Regions from separate parts of the Homo sapiens genome. Here region 2 is linked to region 1. Evidence: chromatin loops called from intact Hi-C (ENCODE). Cell type or tissue: ascending aorta. All regions are shown on one strand. Each heading gives the region's core, and the rest is flanking DNA. Links, peaks and the distances in the headings are about the cores only.

Evidence for each region. A loop is a pair of places that touch in the nucleus more often than their neighbours do. Peaks named below come from ENCODE experiments on the same cell type or tissue, not always from the same donor. Only the 100,000 strongest peaks of a DNase experiment are listed, where the experiment ranks them.
Region 2: a loop joins it to region 1, with 2.9 times the contacts of the local background. A loop is called at or near these places in 8 of 110 quality-filtered maps.

The regions. Positions count from the first base shown.
Region 1 is chr15:95,262,232-95,270,575 of GRCh38, forward strand. No RefSeq gene overlaps it. Among named protein-coding and RNA genes, the nearest start is that of LETR1, 61 kb to the right of the region's middle. In ascending aorta, for the core only: no CTCF peak of the experiment used is centred there; DNase peaks (open chromatin) are centred at 4,350 and 4,850; H3K27ac peaks cover 7,217 bases.
Region 2 is chr15:95,408,401-95,416,744 of GRCh38, forward strand. No RefSeq gene overlaps it. Among named protein-coding and RNA genes, the nearest start is that of LINC00924, 21 kb to the right of the region's middle. In ascending aorta, for the core only: no CTCF peak of the experiment used is centred there; no DNase peak of the experiment used is centred there; H3K27ac peaks cover 5,701 bases.

The DNA of each region.
Region 1 (8,344 bases), core at 63-8,062:
AAGGAAATAGCGACATTCCAACGACTAAACTAAAGAGAAGTATTTACTTGTTATTCCAGACCTACTTCAAAGGACATACAGATTTAATAAAATATAAGCAACTTCGTTATTTACTCCTCACCCCTAAACCAACTTCATTGTTTTACTCAGTAGTCCAGATAATTTCCTTACTATTCAGTTTATATTCCAGAACATCACATTTTATCGGTTTCAGCTTCCAAATATTCGGCATGATGTGCCCCTACCCCAATTAATATTATAAGCTTCTGTAGAAACCTAGCAAGAGGAATGTTGAATTAATATGAATGTATCTGATTTATTAAAATTTCATCTTGAATAGAGATGGAAAGAATAGGCAGAGAAAGGGAGATAAGTCTCCTCCTGATGCAGACTCATTGCCAACACCAAAAAGGGTGAGAACCTCAGGACTGGCTCAGAACCTCAGGACAAATATACCAGCCCCGGTCAGAGCTGGCTCTGCATAGACTGGAAGTTAGAGAAGGTGAGGGTCTCATTTTCAGGGTGCACTGGATAAATTAGATATAACAACTCAGTGAAATGGGAGCTGCTTGCTTTTAAGGACACAGATCTTCCCGTTCCTTCTGGGTTTCTTAATTTTTATAGCCATAATCAAGGACGATAAAATTGTTTTTTCTTGTTAAGCATTAATGTAAAAGCTGAATAGTTAGTGTACATTATCACTGCTCTTTTTTTAAGCGTTGTAGCCACATTCACAAATATCAAAGTCCTTTGCAAGATGAAAACAACCTCAGACATGTAGGAGTGGAGTATTGCCAACATCTAGGAGAAAAAATAAAATGTCTTTCATTCTTTCATTCCATCTTGGGCCAAATTTCTTTGGAGAGGGACTTTTACTGGAATGTGGTAAAAATATAAAAAGTCTGAATGTCGCCCATAAGTGCCTTTCATTGGTATCCCTGTAAAACGAGAGACAGAGAGAGAGAATCCTAACATTTAAAGGGTTTGGGGATGAAGCCCTTCCCTTATCTTTTAATCTTTTATCCTTATAAGCATTTCCAATCTGCAAAGGAAAGGGATGAATCCTAGAAATGATTCTCATGATGAACCTCGAGGTTAAAAAGTGGTTTTCTGTGGCTCAATTCTGTTGAATCTTATCCAGGCTTATTCATATCTGCAGTATAAGGCAAGAGAAAGAGTTTAGAAAAATGAAAGATTATCAGGAAGAAACAAAGCTTGCATTCTTAGGAAGTTTATCATCAGAGCAGAATTTTCTGATACTGGGTACGTATTTCCTATGTCAGCCTTGCTCTGGAATCTTCACTTAATAATAGACCCACAGGAAGTGTCCCTTGTCAAGCTATGGTAAAGAGTTAATTGCTTTTAAATCATCTTAAACTGAGGCATCCTGGATTTCAGTTAGGTAGCTATCAAATTTTTGAAAAATACTTCAAAAGAACAACCAATGCTTTACTCTTCTGACTATCTCACTTTTCAATTTTTGATATTTTATTTTATTATTTTATTTTTTGTGTGTACAAACATGCCTTTGAAATATAGACCACAGCAGGGTCTGTCAACCTCAGCACTCTTGATATTTAGGGCCAGATAAGCCCTTGTTGTGGGAGACTGTCCTGTGCATGATAAGATGTTTATCAGCATCCCTGACCTCTACCCACCAGATGCCAGTACTAACTTTCTCCTTCCCCATTTATGAAAATTGCAACTATTTGCAGACAGTGCCAAATGTCCCTGAGGGCAAAATCACCCTTAGTTGAGAACCACTTCACTGCTTTTTAGCTTAGTCCATGCTGAAACATTCTGTGACCAAGGGTCATTCTGTGAAAATTTGTATAACAACTCTTTGGTTTTAATATAATAATAACAATTATAATTATAATTATTTATTATTATCGGTATTGTTGGAACTAAGTTTGAGATCTATCCATAATAGCAAATGCTTTAGTATTTATTGGAGTCAGTCAGCTTCTAAACGTATCTCAATTGGTTATGAGCCAATTTGCCACCTAATTTTGGACAAGTTATTCACCTCTCTATTACAGAGTTGTCTCATCAGTAAAACAATTATACTACTCATAATTCTGACAAGTAAGAACAACTAATCCAAACAATAGGCTACATGTTGCATCTATGTGAAGGGACTACAAGAAGCAAAACTGTACAAAATAGCAACTTAAAAAGCATAGGAGGTTACATAAATATTAAATATTAAGCATTACTGGAATAATGTACAATTGTACTTCTCTCCTAAAAGGGTTAAAGTATGCCCTTAATACCAAGAAGAAACTTGGAAAATGGGAACATAACTACATAATATTCATCTGAAGAAATATCTATTATTCAATGTGTACATATTTCTAAATTCGGTTTCAAAAAAATTACACTCTTCAAAATAACCCCAGATAAACAGATATGTATGCAATCTAATGTGAAGGAGATTTTCAAAATGACATTTCATGAAAAGACAGAACACAGGATTAAAGCGCATGTGGAAGGATCCATTTTGCAGAGGTCAGATGTGTTGTGAGAAACAGTAAAATCAGGTAATAAAAGTAAGGACGGGGTAACACAGAGGTTGGCTTAACAAAAATAACAGAAGCTGATTCGAAGCTGGTCCTAATACTGTACCTAATTCATTCAAGTGTGCCTGGGCCCAAGCCCAGCCCAGAACAGAGTGCTCCGATGTTTAATGTGTGGTACAGCAAGTAGGGCAGAAGTTGGGAACAGAACACCAACCTTACGTCTTTGTGTTTATTAAGCTGTATCGCATGACGTTCACCTCCCTAAACGGTGTGCTTGGTGTGTCATGGGATACTGTGATGTGTAAAAGAAGGTAGCAGAGGTAGATTCAATCACTCCCACCAACAAAGACTTCTTTCTTAAGCCCTTTGAAAGGGTCTTTGGACACAGTTTCCTTGTGTAACAATCACTAAATCCTATTCTCTCGGAATGGTGATACGCCTTTGCTCCCAGCTACCCTTTGAGTCACTTCTCCTCTTTCACTGTGTGGTAGGTGACCTATTTTACAGGACTTTCACCAAATGTTGCCCCAGTTACCTCCAAATTTAATTCTAACAAGAGCAAGGCCATCTTGTGGGAATCAAAGTACTTATCAGGAAGCCTTGTGCAGGGGTATGCCTGCTTACGAAAGACTGGTAGCTATGTCTGTTTTCACGTCCTCTAAATTAATCCTGTGCTTTAAAAAACTCTTTCATTGAAAATAAAGGCTGTAAAAATAAAATAAAACTGCTGTAACAGGCAAGCCTTGATTTCTGAACAGAGCTTGACAGCCTCTACAAGGTAGGACCACTAGCTTGGAACTTAGTGAAGGCACAGCACAAAAATGCATTAACGTCAGCTCTGACTTCCTGTCACAAGAACTGAAATCACTTTGTGGCCCATATGTGCTGTTTCTGTGGGGTGGCTGAAAGGTGAGGTCATCTACTACCTGTAATTTCTTCATAAAAGCAAATAGTTTTTACCTATTAAAACAAACTAACATCGTTTTTGAGTGGAGAGTTGAGAACATTTGTTGATCAAATCAATATTTGCTTTTATTGATGAGTCACTGTTACAGTTGCTTAGAATTCCAAATCAAAGTTTAAAAACAAAATACCAAATATTCTGCTGTTGATTTGGGAATTAATAAAAATTAACATGAAGACTTTTAGTTCGTTTATATAATAATGACAAAACCCCAAATATATCTCCATCACAACTATTTTATTTTCTTCCCTTGTGTAGAAACTGAACAGGTTTAAGAAACTAACAAGCTCTCCTTGGCCTCTGTCTTGCCTGTGATTGGCATTTGAGGAGCCAGGTGAGCACTCATGGTGAGACAAATCTATCATTTCTCCCGGATAAAGCAACCCAAGTGTAGCTCTATGGATACGTCAGTAGTCCATAAGATTTATGTTCCCTCAAAATATCATCTTAAAGCAAGGGAATTTGTTGTTGATACACCAATAAACTTTCTTCTTATTTCAATTGAATCCGTCACCCTGGGTGTATTGATTTCAGTTTTCTTGCCTCAGCATGTTTTTTCTTTCCTTTTTGAAGTAATCCCCCTTGAAATTTGTAGTAAAAATGGAATCCATCTCGCTCCTTCCTTGGATCCACTGGTCTTGGAACTGAATTCTGCTTGCATGCAGACGTCCCAGGGCGTCAGAATTTGAACTTCTGTTTCTGGGCTGGGAACTGGATCAGTCGTATCCTAAACTAATAAATGATTTGGGGTTTGAGGAATCTTTTCTTTTTCTCTTTAAACTAATCTCAGAACAATACTGAATCGTAAGGTCGTTGTCAACAGCTTGCTCAATTTGTCCTTTTAAAGAACCTTTCCTTCCTGGCTTGGCCAGCTGCAGCCTCTTGACTCGAATGTGCTGTCTTGGATCTGCTCTGGAATTCAGTCTGGCCTCACATCTCAGCTGACTTTATAATTCAAATGTAATTGCTGATGCACATTCAAAAATCTTCAGGAAACTATAAATGCTTATTTTAGCTTATAAAAGTGGTGATATTTATATTTGAAGAATGTTAACATGACTACTAGAAAAATGCAAATTTATCATCCTCTACCATCTAGGACTCTGTTAGCAGGTCTCATCTGGGGATAAAGGTTTGAAGAGAGTTTTGTCTATTTATCTTGGATCTTAAAAAGCACAAAGTGCCAAAACAGGGTGTGCAACATAGTCGGTAAAAATAGGAGTCCGAAGTATGTTTTAATCCAAGACTTAGCGTTGACTAATAAAACAACCATCCTCGTTATTTTCTCCCTCATCCTTAAATAGCTATAAGATCTGACAGTATGTCCCAACCATCATTGGCCTCTAGTGAGAATGAGCTACTATGGGCCACAGCCCACCATCCCTGGGAGTTCACATCACAGATTCTGGAATCATCTTTACAGCTCAGGGATTAGCATCTTGAGTTTGGACTCTGGTTCATGGATGTTGCCTCCTGCCTCTCACCACCCCATATCTTCCTCTTGCCTGCTGCCTGATGTTTGTCTTCATGCACACCTTGTGGTAACCCTTGGGTTGCAGGATTAAGACCAAGTGCCTAAGCATAGACCTCAAGGCTCCTGACTACTCTACCCCTTCCTTGAAGGCACTCTGTGTCTTGGCCACTCAGAGCTACCTAACTTGCCTTGTGTCGATTTTCTCCTCTCACAACTGTAAGTCTTTCCACTGTTACACTTCCAGCTGCTTTAAATTCCCTTCCCCTTTTCTCAACCTGATACAGGATCCATATCCCTTAGTTTCTATAACTAGCTTTAGTTTCTATCACTAACTTAGTTCTATAACTAGCTTTTCACTGCAATAAGCCCTTTCAGTCTATGCGACAGAGAGAGGAGCTGTCCTCTCATTGCTCCCTGGGTCCCTTTACGTAGCTTTCACCACGCTGTGGTTATTGATTTACTCCTCTGTGTTTCCACATCCACCTCCAGGAGGCTGTGATCTTCCTAACCAGAATCCTGTTAGTTTTTGTCTCCCATCCCCTATTGCTCAATAAATGTGGGAGGAAGGAGGACAGAGAGAGGAAGTGGAGAGCCCTGGAGGTCTCACAACTTCTATTTGGAATTAACAGATCCACACAGGGCATCTTGACTCTTCTCATCCCCATGCCCTACACACCATACCTGGCCCCACCCCCACGTCTTCCTGGCTTCTGCATTTTACACACCACTCTGTTGAAGCCATATAGCTGCAGATCTACCTTAGGTCCTGTGTTTTCCCCTCCATGGCCAGGCCCTAGCTCATCGGTCCTCCAGGCCCAGCCCAACATGTATGTGCCACTCCATCATTCCCCAGTCTTGGGTCCTCTCTTCCTGGGCTATGGCCACAAGAACTTCTGGCAATTACTCAAGAAGTCTCTGCACGCACTTCCCACCTCATGACCTCGTATGCACATGGTGGCCACTATGTTCTTCCTCCATGCCTCCCTTAGCTAGATCCTCCTCAGCCACGGGATCTCAGTGTATAAATCACTTCCCCAGAGAATTTTTTTTTTTTTACTTCTCTGTCTGAAGCATTGACCTCCTTCTATCTCTCCTTGTTAATTCTATAGCAGCCCTTTTGTGGACTTCTTGGCAGACCACAATTTTATATCAATACTCTGGAGGGTTTTTTTTGTTTGTTTTTTTTTTTTTTGTTTGTTTGTTGTTTTCAGAGTCTCACTCTGTTGCCCAGGCTGGAGTGCAGTGGTGTGATCTCAGCTCACTGCAGCCTTCCACCTCCCAGGCTCAAGTGAATCTCTCGCCTGAGCCTCCCACGTAGCTGGGACTACAGGTGCATGCCACCACATCTGGCTAATTTTTAAAATCTTTCTGTCTCACTGTGTCACCCAGTCTGGTCTCTGCAGTCTCTGCAATTGCCTCAAGCAATCCTCCTGCCTTCCAAAGTGCTGGGATTACAGGCATGAGCCACTGCGCCTGGCTGTGAGATGCCACTTTTTAAATTGCCATGATCGAGCTATCTGAAGCAACAGTCCTTGTTTGTTCCCTGTTTGAAACTTTTCCAATTGGTTTTACTTTTTATTCTTTTGGTGAAGCATTACTATTTTAATTATCAAAAATCATAATGTGGTTATAGAATCATATCCGAAATGGGCAGGGAATACCAAAGAAAGTGAATTTGTATGTGACAAGATTTCTTATGGACCGCTGAGGAAGGGCATCACGTCTGTCTGCAGGGTTTTACTGTATGGATCCTGTGTAAATAGATCTGGTTGTACTTCATTTGCAGCTGTTGGTGCTTAACAAAACTAAGATGCTCTTGAGAGCACCAGATGGTCCAATCATGGAAGTTTAAAGAGTGGGTCTCCTTTGGGGGTTTTAGTGCCCATTAGAAGTTTACCTAACCCCCTTTCGTATGTGGAATTTTTATCACTATAACACAATCTAAGTAGGATCTCCATTGCTTCTTATGGGTGGACTTCAGAAGAGGGAAATATGTCTTGATTTTACTTCTTAGTTAACTGTTATGCTTGAAGGTGGCATTTTTGCTCTTTGAAAACCTAGGCTTACGATTTTCCCGTTTTAAAAAATGAATATTGCTTAAGGCATTTTAGATCTCATGATTTTAGGATGAATTCATGAGACAATAATTTAGATTGTATATTAGAAAAATATTTGATCTGGGAAATAGCACCTCAAGGGAAGAGGGAGATGTCCCACTGCCTGAGTCAGACTAGTTTGGATAAAACTCGGTGGGGGTGTGGGGATGGGGCAGGGAGACCAAGCCAAAGGAAACTGGCTCGGTCTAACAGAACATGGTTTTTCCATCTCTAATTTCTGAGTTTGTGACTCTTGTGGGAATTTTTCAACCCATAAAAAGTGCCCTTTTTCTGTCCCTGGTAATGGCCTAATGAAATAAACACTCATAAATATATGAAGTTCCCAGAGATAAGATCTGAACATCAGCCGCCTTTTACCTGGCAGTGGATGTTTTATCACCAGTGAATTGGTCATGTGATCTCTTTCAGCTTTTTTTCTCCCCTCAAACTGAAGGTCAGAATTCTTGTGATTGGGTTCTTTTAAACGTTCTGAAGCCTAAGTGCCTAGTGATTAAATAAATTTACATCTTATACACTTTCTAACACTCAGTAAAGAGATCATTGGATTTTATCAGCTGCTTGTGATGTTCAGCTGAATCTCAGCAACCCTGGCCTAGGACAGAGAGACCGTTTAGAGACAAGGATAGAGGATCATAAACAGGAAGCAGAGGTAGACAGAGCTCCCTGGCTGTCAATGTTGAATTAAAACAACAACAAAAACATCCAATGGCAACCGTGACATTGCCAAGATTTGCTTCTGTGCGAATGGAGCTTTCTTGGTTTCAGAGTTTCCAAGATGACTTTGTGGTCTTTCGCCAATAGGGTAAGGTAGTACTAACCTGCCCTCTTCTTTCCCAGGTAATTCTCTATAAGGAAAGAGGCTGAACATTATCCTAAGCCCAAGAACACAGAAACAGAAAAAAACAATATCACATGTTGTCACTTTTATAAGTAGTAGCTAAACTTTGGGTATGCAAGGACACAAAGATGGGGACAATAAACAATAGGATTTTCCAAAGCAGGGAGGGAACAGGTAGAGGGTTAAAAAACTGTCTATCAGGTACTATGCTCACTACTTGGCCAATGGGATTATTAGAAGCCCAATCCTAAGGATCACACAGTATACTCATATAACAAACCTGCACATGTACCCCCTGAATATACTTTTTTACAAAAGAAAAAGAAACAGGCCGGAAATAGATTAGATTTGGTTGTATGCTTTTATTTCTTAGCGTCTCATGATCAGTCACAATTTTACTCAGTGTATTTTGCTCTGAAAAAACATAAA
Region 2 (8,344 bases), core at 280-8,279, 150 kb after region 1:
TAAATGCTAACATAATCCACATTCTTACAATGATAAGTTAATGTTATTTATATATTGTTATGTTGTTCTATACATTAATACAGAAATGTAGGAGTAAAGATATTTATTTCAGTCACTCCGATGTTCAGCGCCTCTATATGTTTAAGCGATGTTGAAATGATTCACATATTTCTAAGTCAGTTTCTAATTGTCCTGGCTAAGTTCTAAGCTTACTTGATGATAGGATTTTTTCTTTTCTTTTTTCTTTTGTTTCTTAGGCAAAATAAGGTTCTGGTATTGCTTATTTTTCTCAAATAGACCACAAATATTCTACATGATTTTAAATATACATCTTGAGGAGGGAAAAACAAATGCATTTATTTAACCTTACCCTGAGATGGCAGGAAGGCCAAAAATGTTATGACTTACCAATTTCCATAAATATATTCTGCTTCAGAACCACCTTGAACGTCAAGTCTGACCAGAAAATATCCTTCTAAAGTTGAATTGTTAAAAAAATAGCTGGTTCAGTTTTGCAGTCTTGTGGGACAAATATAGATAGTAGAAGGCCACAGTCAAACTTGTGGCCTCATCTGAGCTATGTACAACTCAAAATTCTTTAGTCACTTTTGCTAAACTCAAGCTCTCTTGAATTATCAACAGTAACTTATTGGCCTTGGACCATCATAGGCTCGTGCTGTGAAATTTTGAAAGCCATTATCATATGCACAGTATTTAGGGGGAAATGAAATCCTGCCTTTGTGATCATACCACAGAGGGCAATGGCAAACACATGCAGCCTGATGAAGCACACATTTTGTGGATCTAGTATTTTATTCCTTTGCAGTTGCTACCTCAGATAATAGAATATTTCTTTGTGTTGTCACTGGGGCATTTTCATTTCTCAGTGGCTATTTCATGCCATCCTGAGCATTTAGCCTAACACCAATACCAGAATGTCAGACTAGGAATGTCTTCCTATCACTGAACATAACCGTTTGAGATCTGTTTGAGCTTAGGACAGGAGAGGGCAGCTGGGAGGCATTTTGGTCAAAGAGCAAAATGACACATTTCTGAACTGGAATGAAAGATTGGATCTTTGTTCATGATTTCTTCCTGGGAGAAAAAAGGAAATACCAACTAATTGCCACAACTAATTAAAAACGAAGCTGATGGACTGCTCCCCCACACTGAATTTACAGGGCAGTGATAATTCCAGTTAACTGTAAACACGCTTTTAAAAACCCAGTTCCTCTGTTCAAAAGGCTTGCGGGGCTGAGTATCAAAAACTTCCTGATATATAAGTACCAAATATACTGTTGCAATAAAATTCTTGCACTAGGTTAACTACACAATTAGCTAATAACATTGGCTGACACAATCCATGCAAATCACTGGCAGGCTGAATTTTGGCCTGTGCACAAAGGTTTTATTGAACACATGCTGCCAATGAAACGTGCCTTGCTTATTCATGACCAGGAAGCCATGCCCTATATGTGTATATATCCCCATGGTTTTCTGCAATCTTTCAGATAACTGTCTCACAGATCATGAAGACACACATTTTCACTCTGTTTTTTTTTTCAGCCAGATTTTGTTTGCCCCCTATTTGTTGAATAAAAACAACATCAAAACTTACTTCATTTTGCTGTGTTAAAGCTGTGTATCCTGAACTTGTCAGCTTCTCTAAATGCTTCTGTAATCTCACACCACAAATAGGTTGGGGTCACCACCTCTCCACTACATCAGGAACTGTAGTGTGACACAAGTGTAAACAGTGGTTTCAAAGAGCAGCAGAACAAATGCATCTTGAACTTCCTGTGTGATTGTCCCTCTAGAAGTGGAGCTACGGAGGAAGGCATGTGCAGAAGCATGGAAGATGATATTTTGCTAGACGAATTTTTAAAATTTATTTTGATTTCATAGTTTTAAAATGTATATTAGGTATGTTTTATAATATCCCTATATATAACTTACAAGTAAAGACATGTAGGTAATATTTAGAAAACACTTACTGATGGGGCTCAATCAAAAAGTTTAGAGGGCTGGGTGCAGTGGCTCATGCCTGTAATGCCAGCACTTTGGGAGGCCGAGGTGGGTGGATCATGAGGTCAAGTGTTCGAGACCAGCCTGGCCAAGATGGTGAAACCCTGTCTTTACTAAAAAAAAATACAAAAATTAGCCAGGCGTGGTGACACACGCCTGTAATCCTAGCTACTCGGGAGGCTGAGGCAGGAGAATCACTTGAACTCAGAAGGTGGAGGTTGCAGTGAGCCAACATCGTGCCATTGCATTCCAGCCTGGGCAACAAGAGTGAAACTCTGTCTAAAAAAAAATGGGATGAGAATTTCAAATGGTTTTATTTTCCTATCTCAATCTATAGGTATCACTATTACAAAGTTATATCTCTTAATTTGTAACTGAAGGTGTTCCAATGAGAATTTCTTCAGAACAGCACTGTGGCTGGCACTTGCCAGGAACTTCACATTGCCTTTCCTTAGAAGAAGTACTACTCATAACTACTGCGGTCCAGAATTATCTTATCAGGCAGAAGAGCTGGTGGCATGGAGTCCAGCAGAGAGCAGCAGTAATCTCCTCACCAGGCATGCTGTCTGCTTTAGGGAGACACAGCAACAGCCAACATGTGGATGTCCAAGAAAGGGAATGGAGCTTGTGATCTTCCAGAGTCTGGCTGGAGAGTTCCTGAAGGTACAGGCGAAAGCATGGCGTTTGGGCTATAGGTCCTGGAGATCCATCCACGCACAGGGCTTCTCCAAAGTTCATGGTAGAAGGTCAATCAATGCCTGGTTTGGATGAAATGAGGATACAGAATACTGAGGCAAGGGCCCTGGCTGAAGATAGAAACCCAGTTGGGAGTAGGGTATGGGCTAAATGTTAGGGTTCTTCTCTTCAACATCCACTCATGCATGCGGAAGTATATGGAGAGATTCCAGGCCCCACACTAAGCACAGAAGTAGGGGGCAACAGCAAACAGGATCCCTCTTATCTCAAGGTTAACCTCTTAAAGGAACGTCAAGAATAAATAAAATCATCATGTCAATCAACTGAGAAAGAAGTGAGGTAATTCTGTAGGAAAATGTAATAAAAGAACAAGACCCATGACTTTTTGTTAGGGAAGGTACCGCCCAATGCTATCATTTTAACATCATGACATTTGCAAAATAATACAACACCAGCTATTCAAAATTGTGACCCTAAGTCATGGTTCCATGTATTCTGTGATTACATAATAATCATGTTTATTTTTCATGTGTGAGAAAATAGATATAAAAACAAGAAAGGTCACAAGAACCATTTAGGGAACTAATTCAATATTACTTATTCAACAAATTGAATATACTTCAACATTGAAAAACAGATACATTTATTACATTTATTCTTCTCAGGAAGCTTATCTATAGTGAGATGGAGACAAAGCAAATAAACAATATGATTCTAAATTGTGATGAGACCCCTAAGAACATAAAGAAGGGTGGTATTGATGAGTAGACCTGGAGAGCCAGAGGCTACTTTCAATTTGATGATCAGGAAGTGCCTCTCTATGGAAGTCATATTTGACCTAGGACCCAAGAGATAAGACGGACCGAGGCATCCAAGTATTAGGGGAACAATATTCTAAGTAGGGCAAGAACAAGAGCAAATGACCACAACATCCTTCAGGCAGAAATAATCTTGGCTGAAGAATAGGAATCTACATGATCTGTAATCCTCTTCTGTGTCATAGGTCTTGCCCACCACCACCCTTTCTTTCCTATGTTTGGAGGTAAGACAAAAGGTCAGAGAGATACTGACATCAATGCTGAAATAATATCAGCCACCAACCTAGGACATCTTATAGTCCCAGGAAGCAGGGGTATGCTTGGTCTACTAGTGGGAACATTACTGAACCTGTAAGAGTGGGAGATCAACTGGTTTTGGTACTGGAGAGATAGAGAGCTAAGAAAACAACTCATGCTGAAAGTTGTTCTGAACAGTTGGAAGAGCCATCAGTGAAGAACATTACTGTAGCCTGGACATCATGTCTAGTATGAATGGGTAGAAGTCGCAACAAGAGTGTGTTTAGAAACTGCCCCTTCCAACAGAGAACAACCCAATGAGGGCATACAGCCAACCTGAGGGAAGAATAAGGTAAGTGATTCAAGGTGAATGTGCTGATGAAGGTACTCTGATAAATAAGGGGCAAGAGTTGGACCACATGAAATTGTGCTTTCAGTTTTGAAAAACCCCCAATTTATTCCAGCATTTGCTACCTCCACTTGAGTAATTCCAAAGGATACTGCATCCATCACTATGAGAAATGCTGGGTTTTGATAACTGAAGAAGGATTGCTGATTTCTTCAAAGTACAAAGCTGTGAAACCCCAAGGGTTATATTTATCCCTTTCATATCTCTGCTGACAAGCAACACTGGCTGTGTAGAAATAGTTTAAAATGTTCACATTGAGAAAATTCCCTGAGTGATAAGCTTCACATACACTATTCAACGGAATGTCGTTTTCTCCCAATTCCTCCCTTCCCCAACCTCTTACTAATTTGCCATTAATATCTGATCCTTCCCCTTTTCTTTTTTTCATTTCCTTCGATCTTACCCTACTGCACAAATTTGTAGGGAGAGATAACATCTTTGAATTCTAGATGGCCCTGTTATTTCTCCGTATGTACATGTGTGCATGGTGTACATGGACACGTAGACCTTGGAATCAGAGAGACAAATTCAAATCCAGACTGGGCCACATAAGCATTAGAATTGAATTTACTACTCAATTTTTCTGATTTCCAGTTTCCTTTCAAATAAAACAGTGAAAATGATACTCTCTCCAGGCTTCTGGGGGGACAGATAAATTATCTATTTAAAAGGGCTAACATGAACCAACACTCAACAACAAAACAAGATATTCTAAGGCTTTGGCTGTGTTATATATCTTACAACTAAAGGAGATGTCTAATTTAAAACTTTACATAAATTGGAGGTTTTATTCTCTCTTACTTTTTCACGTTCCGTGGGGTCTAACAACCACATACATGCCGAGCTTTTGTAGTCTCACAGTGCCAAGAATCTGAGAAGTTGCTCTCCTTAGGTATGTTTTTCCAGAGCTTTGGATTTTGTAGACAAATAAGGCTCAGCACAAAATGAAATCTGTGATTCCGGGAATATACAAAAATAGAACATTCTACTACTCTGTGTCATTCAAAATCTTTGCTTATTAATTGTGCAGTTTTTACACTCAATCCTAATTGTTCTGGAATAAAAAGATGTAATTGTGACAGAGATGGACCCCAGATGGAAATTTGCTGACTCGCAGGGGCCCAACTTAAAAATTGTTTTCTAGGGAGGGAAGAGATGTTAGTACTCATATTCAGGCAAATAAACTTTCTCCAAATGTTGAAAACCTATTTTTAGAACCTCACTTATCCAATGAGAAGGAAGTGATCACACCGACTTCCTCTTACAATTTATAATAAATGAATGGCTATCTGTACATCTATTTATTTGCATCTATATCCAAACTCCTTTCCCTTCAAAAACGCATTGGCCACAGGCAAAACTATATAAATCCAGATTAGTCTGTGGTTGGGGGATGGCCCTAGGGAGAAAGCTGAATAGGCTGCAATTTAATTTGCTTACATTGAATGAGGATACTTAGCCTCATGACAAATACGAAAGTAAGTAAAATATCAAATGTAAAGCATAGATCACAACTTTGGGGGCACAGTGCAGTGGAAAGAATATGGTATTGGAGTTCTTAGTCCTGCATTTGAATTATTGATGGGCTGCTCTGCCATTTGATAGCTGAGCAAGCTACATCATCTCTCTATGCCTCAGCTTTCCCATTTTCAAAATGGAAGAATGATAATACCACCACTATGGGAGAGGGGGAGAGTGGCTCATAAAAGATGGCTGTAGGTCCCTGTCACTTGGAATGTGCCATGTGACTGAAGCCCCTCCAGAAAGACACTCCTGCCTGGAAATGCCAAACATCTTAGGACAGGCAGCTGGCTGACATGGTTAGAGATGATTGGGGGAAGCTGCTGCTGAGTGAGGTGTTCAGAGCTCCGAGGCATAAATCCTGTATTCTGAGGACACCACTGGTAGAGGTAATCCCTAGGGGGCCCTTTCCCTGACAGTGTCTTGGCTGTGCCTGGCTTCTTTTGTTCCTTTCTGAGCTCAAGTTTGACACCCTTCCCCTTGTATCTGTGACAAATAAATGCCTTTTCAGTAAGCTCCTTTCCACTAGAGTTAACTAACATCAATTTCTGTTACTTGAAATCGAGAACCCTGACTGGTAGTTACAGGTCTACCATTTATTGAATATTGACGGTTTTCCAGGCTGTGTTCTAAGTGCTTTAAAATGTCATGTGTTAATGACCTTGTGAGAAGACATCATTATCACCACCTTTGTCAGATGAGGAAGTTAGAACTCAGAGCTGTTGAACAACTTGAATGATGACAAAGGTAAAAAGTGGTAGAGCAAGCCTAGAATCTAGAAATCTGATTCCAAAATCTATGCTCTTATCCATACTGTGTCCTTCCCATCACTGTGTCGGTAGAATTATCTGTGAGTCACGAAATACAAAATAGTGGAATAGAGATTTGATGCCAGAACTGTCCAAGACCAAATCCCATGACTTTTTTCTTTCTATAACAAAGGTCAGCAAGAGAGTTCTGGGTCTTATGAGGTCACAAAAAAAGACTCACAAATTGAATCCTAAATGCTTCTGATTAGAACGTATAAGAATTACATGTTTGAAATTCATTCTGCAAATAATCATATACATTACAGATCTACTTATTCACTCTGAGAAGTAATAATTACAATGATTTGATTTAATGCGAAAAACTATAAATTATAACATGATATATTCTCCAGGACATTATAAGAAACGTCAAGATTCCTATCAGTAGTTGTTCTTAATAAGCTGAAGTTCTTTTGCAGCTCATGTGGATGAAATAGCATTAGGAAACAAGGTCCTCAGTTCTCCTGTGAGGCGGTGGAATAAAATGATCTTTCGACTCCCCTCCAGCACTGATGTTTGAGTTGTCTACATGAGTATCACTGTCTTAGTTTCAGTCTGACCAGCCCAAGATCACAGTTTTCTCAATTTTAGGGGATGCATTTCCAATTAAAAATGCAATTGGGAGGACCAGGAGAAAACCACAGGTCCTGAGGAAATAAATTAATTCAGAATCTGCACTCAGCAGCACCCATTGATTATTTCCACCAGGGAAGAGACAAATTTCATTTTGTTCTCTGTTATCCCCAGTACCTATAACAACCCTTTGTACATAGTAGGTGGTCAGTAACTAAAATGAGTATCCAATGAATGAATTGATAAAGTTTTATTTTTCCTTCTTGTCTTTCAGGCTTAAGCCATGTACTAAAACCTCTCTTTTTATTCTTTCTTTCGTTGACCCCAAGGGAGTATTCAAATCATCTGTTGAGAGTATTCTCAAGCATTTTCATAGGAGAGAGAAAGAAAAAAAAATTAATGTATTGGAGAGCATGGTGCACCCAGCTTAGGGTGAGGAATGTAATAACCTAAATTTCTAAAAGAGTCATCCTTCATTCATCATGCATTTCTTTAACAGGTGTCTTTCGAGAGTTTATTATGTGCCAGGACTGTGCTGTATTCTAGGGGTGCAGATGGAACTAAACAAGAACCAGAGGGCCTGTCCTCTTGCTTAAACTTAGTTTAGGCAACAAGTACTGAGCCAGTAATCTCACAAATGAATGATAATGATGCAATGTGATAAGTTCCTCGAAGCAAAAGGAAAGGGTAGAATAGGAGATTACAAATGATAACTCGTATAGGTTGAAGAGAAGATTTCTCTGGGGGTGCACAATTAGAACTAAGGCCTGAAGGATGAGTTTGAGCTCTTCAGGGAAAGAGGCCAAGAGAGAACATTCCTGGTAGAAAGTGAAGAATGTGCAAAGGACCTGGAGTGGAAAAGTAAGGATCCCAGTGAATGCCAGGAGGCTGAAGTGTACAGAGGGACAAGGTGAATGGGCCAGGTTGCTGTAAATGTAGCCAGAAATAAGGGTCTCCAAGATTATGTGGACTTGCTTCATTAATTCATTCATTCATTCATCCATGTACTTACTAGCAGTAATTTATCTACTATCAAATATGTAAAAATTACATAAACCAAGGAACACTTATTTATGTTGGAAACCTTTAAAATAATAAGAACTATATGGTTTCCATTTCTTAGATGTGTTGTGAAATTGAGCAGTGTATATTTACAAACTGGAGGAAAACGTTTTCAGATCCCATCTGAGGAGACTGGAACCAAAAGAATTTCATCATTAGGTCTTTGTGTTCTCCAGAGTGGCTAAGCCTTAAAT